Regions from separate parts of the Homo sapiens genome. Here region 2 is linked to region 1. A link is a loop called in an ENCODE intact Hi-C map of the cell type or tissue named here. Cell type or tissue: PC-3. All regions are shown on one strand.

Region 1 (8,000 bases):
AAATGATTTGCATATCTGTCTCACCACCACCACCCTATAATCTCACAGGTGGTGAACATATACCATTTATATTTTTTAATTTCACTTCTGTATTCTCAATTCAAAATACACAATATGTGCTGTCATGTATTCCTGATACATTTACATCTTTTAATCATTCATAAGATAACATGTATGTTCAATAAGCACAACTACTAAAGACTTTGGGGTTGATGATATTATTTCTGGGACAAGAAGATAAAATAAAACCTGAGATTCTAAAGAGTTACGTTCTACTTGGCATTCCCACCAGGACATAAAAGTTCTGATAATTGTTAGTCATGAGCCCAGCAACATAAAACATCATAAGCTCTTTCATCAATGTCAACGTTAAATCATATTTGATGTATTAAGTGCCAGTATAAAACCAATAACAGCAGCATCCTGGGACATAGCCAGAATAAGAGCTGTGAAGGATCATTTGCCGTTCATAACTGCATTGACTTGAGCACAAGTGGGGATTAAAGAACAGCAGGCTACCTAATCAGCCGCTGTCTGGAGAGCTGAAGTTGGGTTATCACAAGCTGAGAGGGCAGTGAGAGCGACAGTAAGACAGGCGTACATCTGAACAGGTTGTCAGGAGACAAAAGTGCCTGTGAAGTGGCCATCAGAATTGAACAATGAAGTGTGTTGGTCCCACTGAGGGTGAGTCAGTCACACCGCCAGGATAGCAGATGATGAAGTATGGTGAAGTAGGAGAAGAAATATACAGGAGAAGAAATATACAGGATGCTTCTGGATTATGCTTGTTGTCTTTGTTTAATTATTAAGCAACTACCTCTGTGTCTTCTTTTAAAAAGATGCCCGTTTGGTGAAAAATAAGAGTGACTGATTATAAACAACCATTAAATCAAAATATTACCAAATTCTGCACACAGACCAAAGTTACAATAATCCTGTTAAAGAGTTTCTAAAACATTGCTGTGATGCATTTCTGGGTTGTGTTTGTGTAGGTGTCTGTGTGCCCAGAATCCCTTTGAGGGAATCTTCGCAGTCCATGTAGTTCAGGCGAGGCTGCTTCAGTCACCCACTGATGCCATTCGGTAGGCATCTAACCTAACTGCAACTCTCTACTCCCACCAAATCACACCAGTCTGGGACAGAGGCCTTCCTAGGATACTGACAGAACTTTTGAGGAAAATATCTTTTTATGAGTGTGAAATTCTGATTGTCATCTGTGTTATAAAATGGGAAAAAGGGAAGGAGTAATTAAGGTAACAGAGGAAAAGAGAACAGAGAAACAAAGAATTCCTTGTTTCAACCATGCCTGGAGTTTATTCTCAGTTATGGGAGACAATGAGTTACCTTTTTGCTCAGTGTAGTGTGAATTGGGCCTGCACATATTACCAAGATAGTCCTGACAAATACAACTGCTTTTTCACTAAACTGTCCAACTTTTTATCTGCCCCATCTCATTATACCAAATATAAGCCCATGTGCAGCAGCTGTACAAACAGGACAAAAAAGAAATAGATAATAGGATGGGTCTAGGCTTTGGTCAGCAAAGAACTAAGCCACTGTCCATGACTGGTGCTCCAGCAAGCACAGCTCTTATATCAGTCGCTAATGTGCTTATTTCTCTCACGATTGAGATGCAAGCAAATTTTAATAGCAATAAGCAAAGAGATAGAATTAAAATGCAACATTAATTTTACTGGCTTCTCACAAACTGAAATATTCTGAAGAGAAAATTGAAATTAGCATATACTGAGCTTAGACCCTAAAGTGTTAGAAGCCAAAAGGTTTTAGCCTTGGCATGGCCAAAAGCACTGCTTACTTTTTGATAATGGCATAATTGCTTTTTTTCATATCAGTGAAAGCAGAAACAGAAACAGCATATTGACTTTATAAGTCATAATCAGGCTGGCAGCCTGTATTAGTCTGTTCCCACACTGCTAATAAAGACATACCCAAGACTGGGCCATTTCTAAAGAGAAAGAGGTTTAATGGACTCACAGATGACTGGGGAGGCCTCACAATCATGGTAGAAGGTTAAGGAGGAGCAAAGGCACATCTTACATGGTGGCAGGCAAGAGAGGATGCTCAAGGGAACAGCCCTTTTATAAAAAACAACAACAAAAAATCAGTTCTTGTGAGACTTACTAACATGAGAACAGTATAGAAAAACCCACCCCCATGATTCAATTACCTCCCACTGGGCCCCTCGCATGGCATGTGGAGATCAGGAAAGCTACAATTCTGGATGAGATTTGCGTGGGGACACAGCTAAATATCTTAGCCCTTGCCTTCCTTAACATTTCTCTGCTGGAATCACAGATACACTCCATATAACACCTCAGTTTAGCCCTGGCTATGACCAGGTAGGTGCTCCTTGGCATTGTTATAGGGCTAGTCTTGCATATTGGGCCCAGCCTCAATCATATGATGGGAGTTCTGGCACTCTCTGTCCACTTCATTTTCCTTAACCCTACTGCTTCCCCCATCCAGAACCTGAAACTTCTGGTTATATCTAAGACACCACCTAGTAGGACTGCATTCTGTTCTCCATGCTGTTTACTATACAATTTTCTATGAAAAGACTGGTTGTTTGGAATCACAGTAACTCCCTCCACCTGGCCAAGAGAAGCACAGCCACTGTCATAGTGTATGTCTGCTTTGGAGTTCATTGTATATTGAGTCAAATCTAAAATTTTATATTCTAGTAGACACTGAATATGGTTTCACCTAGGTGATTTCATGTGTTTAATACTGCATCAAAACATCCTTGGCAAGTTCCTGCCTTCTTTATTCCCACCTTTCTGTCACTAAGTTCTCTATATTTTAAAAATAAACCTTAAAGGTTATGAATTGCTGTTGGATATACAAATATATAGGAGCAATACTAGTTAGGAGGCTTTTGTTAGAATCCATTTGAGAGACTATGTTAGTTTAGTCCAGTATGTTAGAAGAGGTAAGAGTTGGTCATTTTCTAGGTATTTTTGAAGGTAGATCTGATGGGATTTTCTAAAATGTTGGATATGGGTTGTGCCAGAAAGAATGCCATCAAAGGTGACACCTCTATTTTTTATTTGAGTAACTGGAAAGGTGAGTTGCTGTTATCCTACTTAGAGATGATTGAGGGAGGAGCAGCTTTGGAGGGTACAGAGATGGAGAACTAGTTTGGGAATACTGTTTGTAGTATCTATTAATCATCAAAATAGAGACGTAGCATTATTTAGGCACCCTGAAGGCCACCCTCACTTTAACACCAGCTGAAAAGTTCAAGGGCCTCCAAGGCCACCTTCACTTCTGACACCAGTTGCAATTTCAGGGGTCCCAAAGATTACTCTCAAGTTTGATAATTTGCTAGAATGAGTCACAGAGTGGACTGAAAGCTGTTATACTCATGGATACAATTTATAGCAGCAAAACAATGTAGGTTAAAATTGGCCAACGGAAGGAGTGCATAGGGAAGAGTCCAGGAGAGGTCCGTGCCCAGACTTTTCAGTTGTTCTTTCCCAGTGGATTTGTGGACAGTGCTCACTTCTTCAGGCAATGACCTGTAACAATGTGCATGTAGTATTGCCAACTAGGCAAGCTCACTAGAGCTTGAATGTCTTAAGTGTTTATTAGGGTTTAATCATGTAGACATGACTGGCCACCCACTTGGCTGACCTGTAGTCTCCAACCCCTCCAGAACTTGAGCTGATGCCACATAGCTCAAAGCCTCTACCATGAATCACATTGTTTGACTAATCACATTGTTAGCCCAAGGTGCCCAAATAAACAAAAGCACTCTTGTTAGATAGGACATGGCAAAGGCTTAGAGAGTGTCTCCCAGGAGCTAATGGCAAAGGCCGGATCTCTCTTTAGGTAAAATTAATTCTTTATTACACAGATGCCAAATAGAAAAGTGAATTTAAAAGTCTAGAGTTTGAGAAAGTGGACTGGTAAGAGATATGCCAGCGTACAGACAGTGTATTAGAGTCCTAGCAGAAAGTAAAATTCACTTAGATGGTTTTAATGAAAACATTTTGATAAAGATACCCCTTACAGGACTGCAGGCAAGATTTTGAGATCAAGTAGGGCCTGTTGAGACACATATATACCATCCTGGGATCCAAAGGAAAAGCAGTTAACAGAACCAATGAAAAGGGTTAACATGTGCCAAGCACAGTGCTAAGTGATTTGTTCATTTGATTTTTCCTATATGGTAATAATTATTATTATCAAATGCTTATAAGGGAGAAAACTAAAGTTTAAAACATTTAAATACCTTTGTCTATATTTGTTCAGGAGAGAGTTAATGACCTGGGATTCAGCCTGAATCTGCCTGCCACGGGCTGCCATGCCACTTATATGATTCTAAAATTTGACATTGTTATGCCACATATAAGATCATCCTGTGGGTTTCAGCCGCTCTCCATGACTTACCTACAAAAGGGTGTCTAGTTAGTGACTCTCCCACTTAGGCTTTCCTGAGAGGCTTCTGCTTTGCTAGATCAGGGTTGTGAGCATTTCTGGTATGGAAGTTTACAAATGGGAGTGGAGTAGAAAAAACAAAAACATAATGGCCGAATTCTCCTGTGGAAGGAAGTTAGGGAAGAGGTAAACTAGACTTCCAGGAAAACAGAAGCAAAGGAAGTATGTATGTGTATGATTCTAAGTGTGTACACACATACACATGTACATGTATTAAGTGTCAAAGTGTGTTTTCAGGATTTGGGTGTGTTTGAGAAGAGAAAAAAATACAGGATTTTAGTTGCAACTGACTATAAATTTGTACACTTTTAAAATGTTTTCATGGGATTGTAAAGGTCTGAATTCCTGCTGGAATTCTATTTATTTGAATGTATCATGGTTCAAGGTTATCAAGTGTGTCCTGGCTTCGAAGAGAACATAGTGCCTAGAATGTATCATCTATACTGTATTATTATTATGATTTTTGTTACAAAGCGTGGAAGGGCTTTGCCATTAATAAAACAATATAATGGATATGATTTAATATCATTAAAAATAATCAAGAGATTTTAATATGGGGATAACCATTATATAATCCCACCATGCCTATCCCACCACCTGGGTCAGATCCCGTATTGAAACATGCCCCTAGACACAGAACTGGACTCAGAAAGATTCTTGGCACAGTGCTTCATTTAGCTACAAATAATCAATTATCCCTGACATGCAAGTTAAAACTCATTTGCCACTTGGTTTATAATGTATCAAGCTAAAATGTTTTAACATGTTCTGGGTCTTCAATTTACTAGGTTATATCATAATTTTAAAATAAAGAAAATTTCAAAGAAAGAAGGCAATATCTCTGTAAAATTAGCATTCAGACTTGAGTATGTCCCAAGGAGACTAGCCCTCCAATTCTATTTTGTATAGCTTTCTTTTCCTCCTCTGAGAAGGTGAAAAACTCTTTGAAGATTTCCTTTCATTTCCTTTTCTCTTCTCTCTTATTTCTCTAAGCCCCAATTATCTCTGTTTTCAATGTTCTCTGTACAGAAAAAATCCGCATCACCACCCACCTCCAGAAGGAGAGAATGGCTGATAAAAAATTGGAGATTGGATTTTGTTTCAGTGCCAATCTACTACTTGTGTCAAACCATTTTAAATTTTCTCATTATAGTTAGCTCTCTTCTCTATTTTTACAGCATTGCCACACATTACAAAATCCATAGCTGGTACATATGCACTATTTAGTTAGCTTTAAAACATTTCTGTAGCCCACATACATTCTAATAAAATTAATTCTTTGAAAGGCCATACTTTGGCTTCTGAATAAATTATTATCTTTTCTCAACTGAAAAAAAAAAGATGATGATGAAACATGGAATATAGATGAATCATTTTTGTGTAGCTTATAATACAATGCATTTTGGGTTGAGTCTGAGCTTGCATAAAGACTGACTGAAATGATAAATAGGCCTGATGATTAAGCCAGGTGGCAAATCACTAGTTTGTGTAGCTGCCAAAATGGATACCTGGGTATGGGAGGAAACCTGGGACTCCCTTCCTGGGGATAGGGTAGTCGAGGCCTGCCGTAGAAGTGGTGTGATTAATCTCTTTAGAAGAGAGTGCCAGCTGCAGTGTGCATAAATGTCTCCTCCTGGATTCTCCTTAAAAGCTAAATTGATGACAGTCTCTTAAAAGAGCAGCTCAGCCCTCTGTCCCTGTAAGATAAAGACAAACCTTGATTTCAGCTACTACTGAAATAAGTAAAAGTAGAAAAAGGTTAAAAAAAAATAACAGTACTGTACTCTTAGTGAAGGAATTAGAGGTAATAGAATGTTACTCATCTACCAAAATATAAGGATAATTGCAATGTGGTACCCTTTTTTGTTAGAAGGTTTTGTGGAGCCCATCTGTGCAGATTGTTTGTTTTTTACTATCATTACATCAATTAATTACATTAGGGAAGAAGGGGACACTTTAATTAAAAGGCTGTTTTAAGGAGTTATAATTCTACTCTGTCATTAAATAATTTAACAATTTAAATAGGCACCAAATTTGTTAGTAAAGAATAATTCTGAAAATGTTTGTTTGTAAATTATTTATATTAACCACATTTTCAGCAAAATTAATTTTGCCTTTTTATTTCATCAAATCAAAGCGTCCATTGATTTCTTCATTTTGACCAATGGACTGTAGGATAGGAAGACATATAAACCATCTCAATTATTTTGAGAGACTTATTTTTTCCTAAAAGAGAAAAACCTCTCATTTTACCAAGTATGCATATTTGCTTGTGTGTGATATGTCTGATTAGGGTAATCTTTTCTGCAATTGGCATTTTTAGAACATGATGAGTTGCAAAGAGAAGACATGGCTGGTGAAAAGATGGATATAGACCCACAGAAATAAATATATAGCCAATAATGTAATTTAAAAACATTGCTGCTACTTAAGTCCATACTTCTTTGGATAAAAACCTTCATCCACATAAGTTATACTACAGGAATGCCTTTGTGTATTTCACATAAAATGGGTGGATAAACATCTATTTTTTGGATGTCTTGAATGCATCTTTCTTTTTGTCAACCATCTTCCATTTTTCTAGAGTGTGCTAAATAATGGAATTCAGAGACTTGTATCTAAATGTCAGGGAATAAGGAAAGCAAAGGATTAAGAATGAAAATAAATATGGAAATATGAGAAATAATATCATGGGACAGAACAAGAGAGGCTTAGAAGCTAAGAGAAGATTCTAAGCAACTCCTGGTGCAGGAGTTGATGGAAAGTGAGAATTTAAAAATAATGATTCTGCATTCTGTATTTAAACTGTTCTCTAGACTGTTTCTGTCTGATTGAAATAGTAAGCCATTTTTTTTAAAACATTGAATGTGAAAAGCATTATAGAAACTGCTTTTGTACTTAAAAAAAATGCCAGAGTCAAACTGTATCTCATGCAGTTGAAGACTGAATAAGTAATATTATTCCAGTCATTATATTTATCTAGGATCAGTGTCTTACACATAGTGGATGTGCAAAAAATATATGTGGAATGAATGAATGAAGATAACATTTTACTCAAATTTTTAAGTAGGAGACGGCAGGTCCTACTAGTAGTGAGGTTTTTATCTTTTTTTCACTCTTCAATGTTATTCCCCAGGGAAACTGGCAAACTGAAATCTGTTACATTAATGCCAGCAGAGATGTATGAGTGTGAAGAGAATAAGTAAACATTTATTGTACCTGATGGCTCAATGGACTATCAACATGAGCTCTTAAGAGACTTGAAAATACTTGGCAGTGTTTATCCTTAGGATGAACTCTACAAAAACTATTTGTGGACATTATTTTCAGAAAATTTCTATTTTGGGGTCAGCTGAGCTTTTTCAATTCAAAACTTATGAGCTAATATGTAACTATATAACGCCTTTCCTTTGGCAATGAGTTAATTTCTTAATGTTTTTTAATTCTAATGTTAGGTTTTCTATCTAAATCAGTGTCAAAATATCATCCAAAAATAGAGATAGTAGCTAGTACATTTTTAATACAATATTTTCCCATGT
Region 2 (8,000 bases), 75 kb after region 1:
GGCTGTAGATGTGAAAGAGAATGGTGCATTGTGAAAGAAAAGGTTGAACAAAAATCAATTCATGTCAGAATTGATTAAAATCAGGAAACATTTTCAATGTCAACAGGATATTTAGGATGAGAATAATTAAATGAGCTCTGGAGGCAAATGAATTATTGACTACTTACAAATATCAGGCCTAAGAAGATAGAGATTGAGACATATGTCTTCTTTTTTTTCTTAGTGAAGAGAAACAGACAAAACTCTTCTAATATGTAACTTGGTATTAAACCATTGTGAGGAATAATTAGGAAATTATCCTAACATAGGAAAAAATATACAATTGACACATTAAATGTCAATTGTAATTGACAATTGTCAAATGTCAATTGTAATTGACAATTGTCAAATGTCAATTGTAATTGACAATTGTCAAATGTCAATTGTAATTGACAATTGTCAAATGTCAATTGTAATTGTAATTGTCAATTGTAATTGTAATTGTCAACTACATGTATATATGTATATATACTCCTGAAAATAATCTCTCTCTTTAATTCTTTTCAGAAGCAGCTTAAAGTTACATGGAGAAAATTCTTAAGTAGTTGATATTACAATGTCAACTTTTGCCTATTTTCAGACTTTGTACTTAGATACTATATGCAAATTGCAGTTTTGTATTTTTCCCCTGAGGATTGTTCTAGTGTTCCCACCTGCCCTATCTTCACAGCTTTTTTTATCCCATTCCTACTTTATCCTTTGAGACACTGGTCTCATTCATTCACTCATCCATTCATTCATTTATATGGTAAATATTAAGCAAGAGTCCCTATTTTCACAAATCTGACATTGTTGACCAGGGTTTCTCAACCTTGGCACTACTGACAATTTGGCTAGATAACTCTTTGCTGTGGGGGACTGTCCTATGTAATGTTGGATGTTTAGTGACATCCCTGTTCTCTACCTAATATACGCTGATAGGGCCCAAATAAATGTCTCTTGGGTGGCAAAATCACCCTGTGTAAAGAACCACAGTTTGAGAGAGAAGAAAGACAATAAAGAAAAATAACATAACACAATATTAGTGATGATAAGTGCTGTGAAGTAAAATAGAAAACGGGACTGTGGTAAGAGTGGCAGCAGGAGCAAGGGTTCTAAAGCTTTCTCAAGGACAGCAGTCTGCATAGCGCACAGATGTAGAAGCCTTGTTTCTCTTTTAACAGATGTCTATCATTCACTCTAAACCTGTCTATGGAATTGCTAATTAAGGCAAGAGCCTGATGTATTACTTACATGATTAAATTATTTCTGGTTCTTGACTATTTACAAAATGTCACAGTCACAGTAAGATTTTTTTGAATATGTCAAGTTTCTCAACTGAATAGAACATTAATAACTTCAAATGGACTATCGCATGCTATTGATTTTACTCTCTTGTTTCTGCCACTGGAGAACACGAACATCAATAAATCACATAGGCCCTCAGTGGGTGATTGGAGGGTATATTTATTTAAAACTCTTCCATTAATTTTTGTTTATTACATTATTCAATCTATCTTATAGCTGGTCTGCCATTTTTGTGGGTTTCAGAATTGTGAGGACTCTTAATGGGAAATGCTGTGACACTGTGATAAATGAAAGAGCAGTGGACGGTGAGTAGCACACTTGGGTTCTCGTTCAGGCTCTGTTATTGACTGGCTCAAGGACCCTGGGCAAAGTACTTCACCTCTGGGCAGCTTCTCTTAAATAAGGACTAGTCTACCTTCTTAATTTATTTCATTGTTTTTAATGAAGAAATGATATAGCAAATGTAAGATAATCTTTTAAAATGTTATATTTTTTCTTTAAAAAATTAGGTAATTATAAGGAAGATTTATATTTCTCAGATATTCTTGAAGTTGAGGAGCCACAATTGTGACTGTTTCCATCACTTGATGTTTCTTCTCCTCTAACCTACTTAAAAATTGCAGGCCCCTGTGCTATCCTGGTAAATCTCCCTCCAGTTTGCCAGTATGTGTCATGTTTCACTGCAAACCTCACACAATTTTCTGTAAGACATGGCCTAACCCGAAAAGTATAAGGAGGCTGTTAAATCTGTGGTTTTGGAGCAGGGATTTTTTTTTTCATGATCATCCCCCACCCTCAAAGAGCCTTTATAGACATTGTTTTCGTAGTTGCTCACCTATGAAATGCTAACATCACAGATTTATCCCCTGCCCTCCGCAGAATCAACTTTGCTCTCTGGGAATGATATGGTGGAGAAAGGGAAAGCGATTGCCTGAGTTGAGAATTCATGTTTGACTCAAAGTTAAGTTGGAGTCTAAATTCCCAGCAGCTTTTTGGCAGATCCAACCCAGTCCAAATCTGCTGTGGCTGTATAGTGTGGGACACTGGCTCAGCTGGCCGGATCTGGTGTTAAATCCCTGCTCTCTGCACTGGCTTATCCTTCCCAAATACTCCATGTTTCTGAGTGGTTCTTTGGCTATAAAATAGCATTGTATTTCCTGTTCCTGAGGTTGTTGTGAGGACTAATTGAAGTAACATATAGGAAGGTTGTTAACAGTGCATGGCAGATGAAAAACAGAAATGTTCATTATTATTTATACCCAATAACAGCAATTTTTAAAAGGAAAAGGGGGAGAGGAGAACTAATGCTTTTAAGTCCACAACTGCATTCTACATTTGTGTAGTGGTTATTTTCACTTTATTTTTAAGCTATGTTCAGAACGTAACTTTTGCTCTTGTTTTTCTTTGTTAGGTTTGACCCCATGTTTAAACATACGTATTAGTCTGTTTTGTGTTTTTATAAAGGAATACCTTAGGCTAGGTAATTTATAAAGAAAAGAGGCTTCTTTGGTTCACAGTTCTGCAGGCTGTACAAGAAGCTTGGCTCCAGCCAGCCTCTGCTTCTTGTGAGGACCTCTGGAAACTTTCAATCATGGCAGAAAAGGAAGGGGAGCCGGCTGGCAAGAAAGGAAGCAAGAGGGGGTGGTGCCAGGTTCTTTTTAACCTCTAGCTCTCCTGTTAACTAATAGAGCAAGAACTTACTCATTAGCATGGGTAAAGCACGAAGCCATTCATGAGGGTTCTGCCCACTGACCCAAACACCTCCCACTAGATCCCACTCCAACATTAGGGATCACATTTCACCATGAGATTTTTGAGGGGACAATTATCCAATCTATATCAGCCTGACATCTGCAAATTTAATTGGCTTTTATGCTTCTCACTCAAGGTAAAAAACAGAAACAATAAACAAATAAAATACAACCACTACTTTGAGGAGGACAAGGTCAGGGAAAGCCACAAGCATGCAAGTATGCAACTAGGAAATTTCCCTGAGGACACTGGTTGTCAACCTTGACTGTATAATTTGGACTGAGGTATGGCCTAAGTGTTGGAATTTTAAATAATTCACCAAATGATTCTAATGGGAAATAGGGTCAAGAACTACCAAATATTCAATAATAAGGAATCCACTCAAATAGACCAACTATTACTAGAGTTTTCTTAAGTTCTCTGTTGAAATCCAGATACACTTGTCTGCAGAATTCATCTGTTAGGAAGAAACTTTTCCTCTATGATCTTAGGTTCAAATGGTTGGGGTCCTGAGAGTTAACTGACGATAGATAGATTAGCAGAATAAAAGACAGTGTTTATGTATATGTACATTGCAAACCCTCAGGAGTACTCAGTGATGAGTAACTCACTGAATCCTCAAAATTAACATTTTATATACCATTTTAACAAAATGTATTTTTTTAAAAGGGCATCAGTGGAAACGTATGGAAAGTTTATTGGGCTTTTTGATGCTAATGAGAATAGGAAGCCTGTCTCCATGGCAGCTGAATTCACAGGAAATTCCTTGCAGGGGAGTTAATGGGAGCTATATTTTCAGGACATTCTGCTTTAATCAGATAAGGGATGTTCAGATAAGATTTCTTTTTCATTTTCTGTAGCTCAAATGTTTTCACTTGAAAATAATCTTTATGCTAAACCGTGATCTCTTTACATGTGATAACTCTTAAAATGAGAAAATGACACACAACTACACCAAAAAAGCAAATAATTTAAGCATGGCATTACTGAGTGCTCATTATGTCCCAGTTTTATTTACCAGGGCCAAGTAATGTGTCCAAAGTTAACAGCTAATAAATAGCAAAGCTGGGAGTATGCCCAGGTTTACCTGACTCCAAGGTCAACACTCTGTTATACCACACTGTTCTTAATATGCCCTAGTGGTAACAGCCTCTCTTTAGACTTCTACTGAGGTTAATAAGCTATCATACAATTCTGCTTAAGAAGATTATCAGAATATACTTTTTTCTATTTTTGGAAAAAGCAAATGTATATCTTTTTAATAGTTTTTAGCTTCCTAGCAGTGACAGTGAACCAGGCCTGGTGTGCCTGTTACGCAGTATGCCAATCACTAAGGTGACAAGTTTGCAGCAGAGAAAGAGTTTATTCATGAGGCAGCCAGGTGAGGAGGTGAGAGGACAGGTCTCAAATCTGCCTCCTGAAGATGTGGTTTAGGGATATTTGTGGGATAAAGAATCAGGGTGGACTAAGGTGTGGGGTAAGATGATTGAGGTGTCAACAAAAAGAGTCAGACTCTGTAAAATATTTGCAGAGATTTACTCTGAGCCAAATATGAGTGACTGTGGCCCATGACACAGCCCTTAAGAGGTCCTGAGAACACGTCCTCAAGGTGGTCGGGGTGCAGCTTGGTTTTATACATTTTAAGGAGGCATGAGACATTAATCAAATACATTTAAGAAATGCATTGGTTTGGTCCAGAAAGGCGGGACAATTTGAGGCAAGGGCTTCCAGGCTATAGATAAATTGAAACATTTTTTAGTTGACAATTGGCTGAGTTTGTCTAAAGACCTGGGATCAATAGAAATGAATATCTGGGTTAAGATAAGTGGTTGTAGAGACCAAAGTTTTACCATGCAGATGAAGCTTTTAGCTAGCAGGTTTCAAAGAGAATAGGCTGTAAAATGTTTTTTATCATACTTAAAGTCTGTGTTGATGTTAATGCCGGAGAGGTATAATGAGGCATGCTAGACCCCCCACTTCCCATCATGGCCTAAAACCGTCTCTCAGGTTAAATTTTAAGAGCCCTGGCTGAGGACGAAGTCCATTCACATGGTTGACAGGGGGAGATTAGAATTTTATTTTTGGTTTAGAGAGATTAAGGAAAAGTGAGGTAACTGGCGATCTATACGAGCATAGTCAAGCTTCGTGGCTCTTTACGGGAATCATGTTTACAAAATGGTATTTGTTAGCATGATTTTAGGGTGGAGTTTTTAGTCCCTGGACAACAAAAGGTCACCTATTGGACATTTACACCAGCCCAACTGGAGGGTTAGTGGTTTCAACCAGCTTGCATTGGACAAGAGCTGACCAAGTTCCTGAAAAACAACTTAAACAATCGTTACCATGGTGACCTACACCTCAGCGATGTTATAAGAAAGTTAGGAAAAGTTTAGTTTATATCGCTTAGCTATGTGACTTTTAGCTATATAAGTTTTAAAATCAACTAGAAGCAAGCAGCTAAAAGCAAGCCAGATGGGTTAAGTTTGGTGGGCCTAATCAGGTCAGCCCTTGTTTTAAGCAGGGTTTAATCCATCTTATATGAAAAATTTCTTAACACGTTGGGATGCAATTCACTTCTATATGGAAACTTATTTAGACCAGCTAATAGCTGTCTTCCTAATGCTTCTTTATCTTGGCCTTTAGAGGCTTCCTTCCATAGTTTTTTCCATAGTCTTTTATCTACACCTTGTTCTCCTTACCACAGAGAAAGTAATCAAAATGGAGTTGTGTGGTCTTGTATTCTCCTTCTGGTCTTTAAAAATAACATCAACCCTCAATTTCATTCATGATAACAAGTGCCCTATGTAGTATGTCCTATCACTTCCATATTTTTTCTTACTTTAAAAATAATTAAAAATTTCAGATACTTAAAGCAAGTGTTAGGTAGCCATTATATTTGCTTAATATGAGTATTATTAATTTTTAAAAAACGTTAATAGGTTTTTTGGGAACAGGTGGTATTTAGTTAAATGAACAAGTTCTTTAGTGGTGATTTCTGAGATTTTGGTGCATCCATTACCTGAGAAGTGTACACTGTAGCAATATGTAGTCTTTTTTTATTTTGAGATGGAGTCTCACTCTGTTGCCCAGGCTGGAGTGCAGTGGCATGATCTCGGCTCACTGAAAGCTCCACCTCCCAGGTTCACACCATTCTCCTGCTTCAGCCTCCTGAGTAGCTGGGACTATAGGCGCCCGCCACCACGCCCGGCTAATTTTTTGTGTTTTTAGTAGAGACGGGGTTTCAACATGTTGGCCAGGATGTTCTCGATCTCCTGACCTCATGATCCGCCCGCCTCGGCCTCCCAAAGTTCTGGGATTACAGACATGAGCCGTCGTGCCCAGCCAGCAATATGTAGTCTTTTATCCCTTGCCAACCGCTATCCTTTCCTCTGAGTCTCCAAAGTCCAATGTGTCATTCTTATGCCTTTGGCTCTTCATAGCTTAGCTCTCACATATTAGTGAGAATATACGATGTTTGGTTTTCCATTTCTGAGTTACTTCACTTAAAATAATGGTCTCCAATTCCACGATTCCATCCAGGTTGCTATGAATGCCATTATTTCATTCTTTATTATGGCTGAGTAGTATTCCATGGTGTGTGTGTGTGTGTGTGTGTGCGTGCGCGCATATATATATATATATATATATATATATATATATATCACAATTTCTTTTTCTTTTTCTTTTTTTTTTTTTTTAAGATGGAGTTTCACTCTTGTTGCCCAGGCTGGAGTGCAATGGCACGATCTCAGCTCACTGCAACCTCTGCCTCCTGGGTTCAAGCGATTCTTCTGCCTCAGCCTCCCGAGTAGCTGAGATTACAGGCACACACCACTATGCCTGGCTAATTTTTTTGTATTTTTAGTAGAGATGGGGTTTCTCTATGTTGGTCAGGATGGTCTCGAACTCCTGACCTCAGGTAATCCGCCCACCTTGGCCTCCCAAAGTGCTGGGATTACAGGCAAGAGCCACTGCACCTGGCCCACAGTTTCTTAATCCATTTGTTGATTGATGGGCATATGGGCTGGTTCCATATGTTTGCAACTGCAAATTGTGAGCACTGTTTAATTCTAAGCTTCCTTGTAGGTAAGGCAAAAAGCAAGCAAAGTATTTTAGGCAATTCCCATAACTAAAGGGAAATTATTTATTATATTTGTCCATTTGAAAAGATATTTTTTCATGTTGTAAAAAATTTATTAAATGAATGCTAACATAAGGATTAATAAACAACATGATCTTAACATTCTTCATGGAGTAATTTAGTTTTTTTCAATTTTTGATAAAAAGCTGAAGGTATATCAACTTGTTATTCAGTGAAAGGATAACTATTGGTAGCGAAATATAAACCTGATCTAGATTTGGAGATCAAAATTTTGGATTTATACACTTTAGGGAATATATCAGAATGAATAACCTTCACATCACATTGAGTACTCTATGAAGAATCAGTTACATGGGCTGGACTTTTGATCAGACCCTCATAGAAAACAGCTGAGCATGATGGGCCTGGCATTCTATTGATGATTACCAATACAGTCATGTATTGCTTAAAAAGCACCTGGCCAAGTTATACATATTATAAAGGCTTTTTGGTATTCTCGTTGAGATGGATTGAGAAATATTTTATATATATTTTTTGAGAAACGTTTTATGTATGAATAATAGATGGGCAATATGAAATCACAGTATAAAATTTAGTTTTCTTTCAACTAGTCTCAAAATTTCATGCCCATTACAAAATTAAAACTAAGAAAAAAAATTAGCCATGTTTATTTTTTCTTTTTCTGTTGTCAGTGTTCTTTTAACACCTTAGCTCTTCAGGGTGCTCTCCCTGCAGCTATATTTTTAGATGTTTCCCAGTTTCTCTCCTCATCAGGATCATTTAATATTGTAACACTTCAATTTTTAAATAACTCCATTTT

The links. Peaks named below come from ENCODE experiments on the same cell type or tissue, not always from the same donor. Only the 100,000 strongest peaks of a DNase experiment are listed, where the experiment ranks them.
Region 2: it touches region 1 in a loop (11-fold over the local background); 1 of 110 quality-filtered maps calls a loop at or near these places.

What each region holds. Positions count from the first base shown.
Region 1 is chr6:101,662,780-101,670,779 of GRCh38, forward strand. The region is part of intron 4 of GRIK2 (glutamate ionotropic receptor kainate type subunit 2); the gene reads left to right. Among named protein-coding and RNA genes, the nearest start is that of GRIK2, 270 kb to the left of the region's middle. In PC-3, no CTCF peak of the experiment used is centred here; a DNase peak (open chromatin) is centred at 3,682; H3K4me3 peaks cover 321 bases; H3K27ac peaks cover 1,038 bases.
Region 2 is chr6:101,737,820-101,745,819 of GRCh38, forward strand. All of the region lies in intron 7 of GRIK2 (glutamate ionotropic receptor kainate type subunit 2), which reads left to right. Among named protein-coding and RNA genes, the nearest start is that of GRIK2, 350 kb to the left of the region's middle. RefSeq lists an enhancer at 3,509-4,044. In PC-3, no CTCF peak of the experiment used is centred here; no DNase peak of the experiment used is centred here.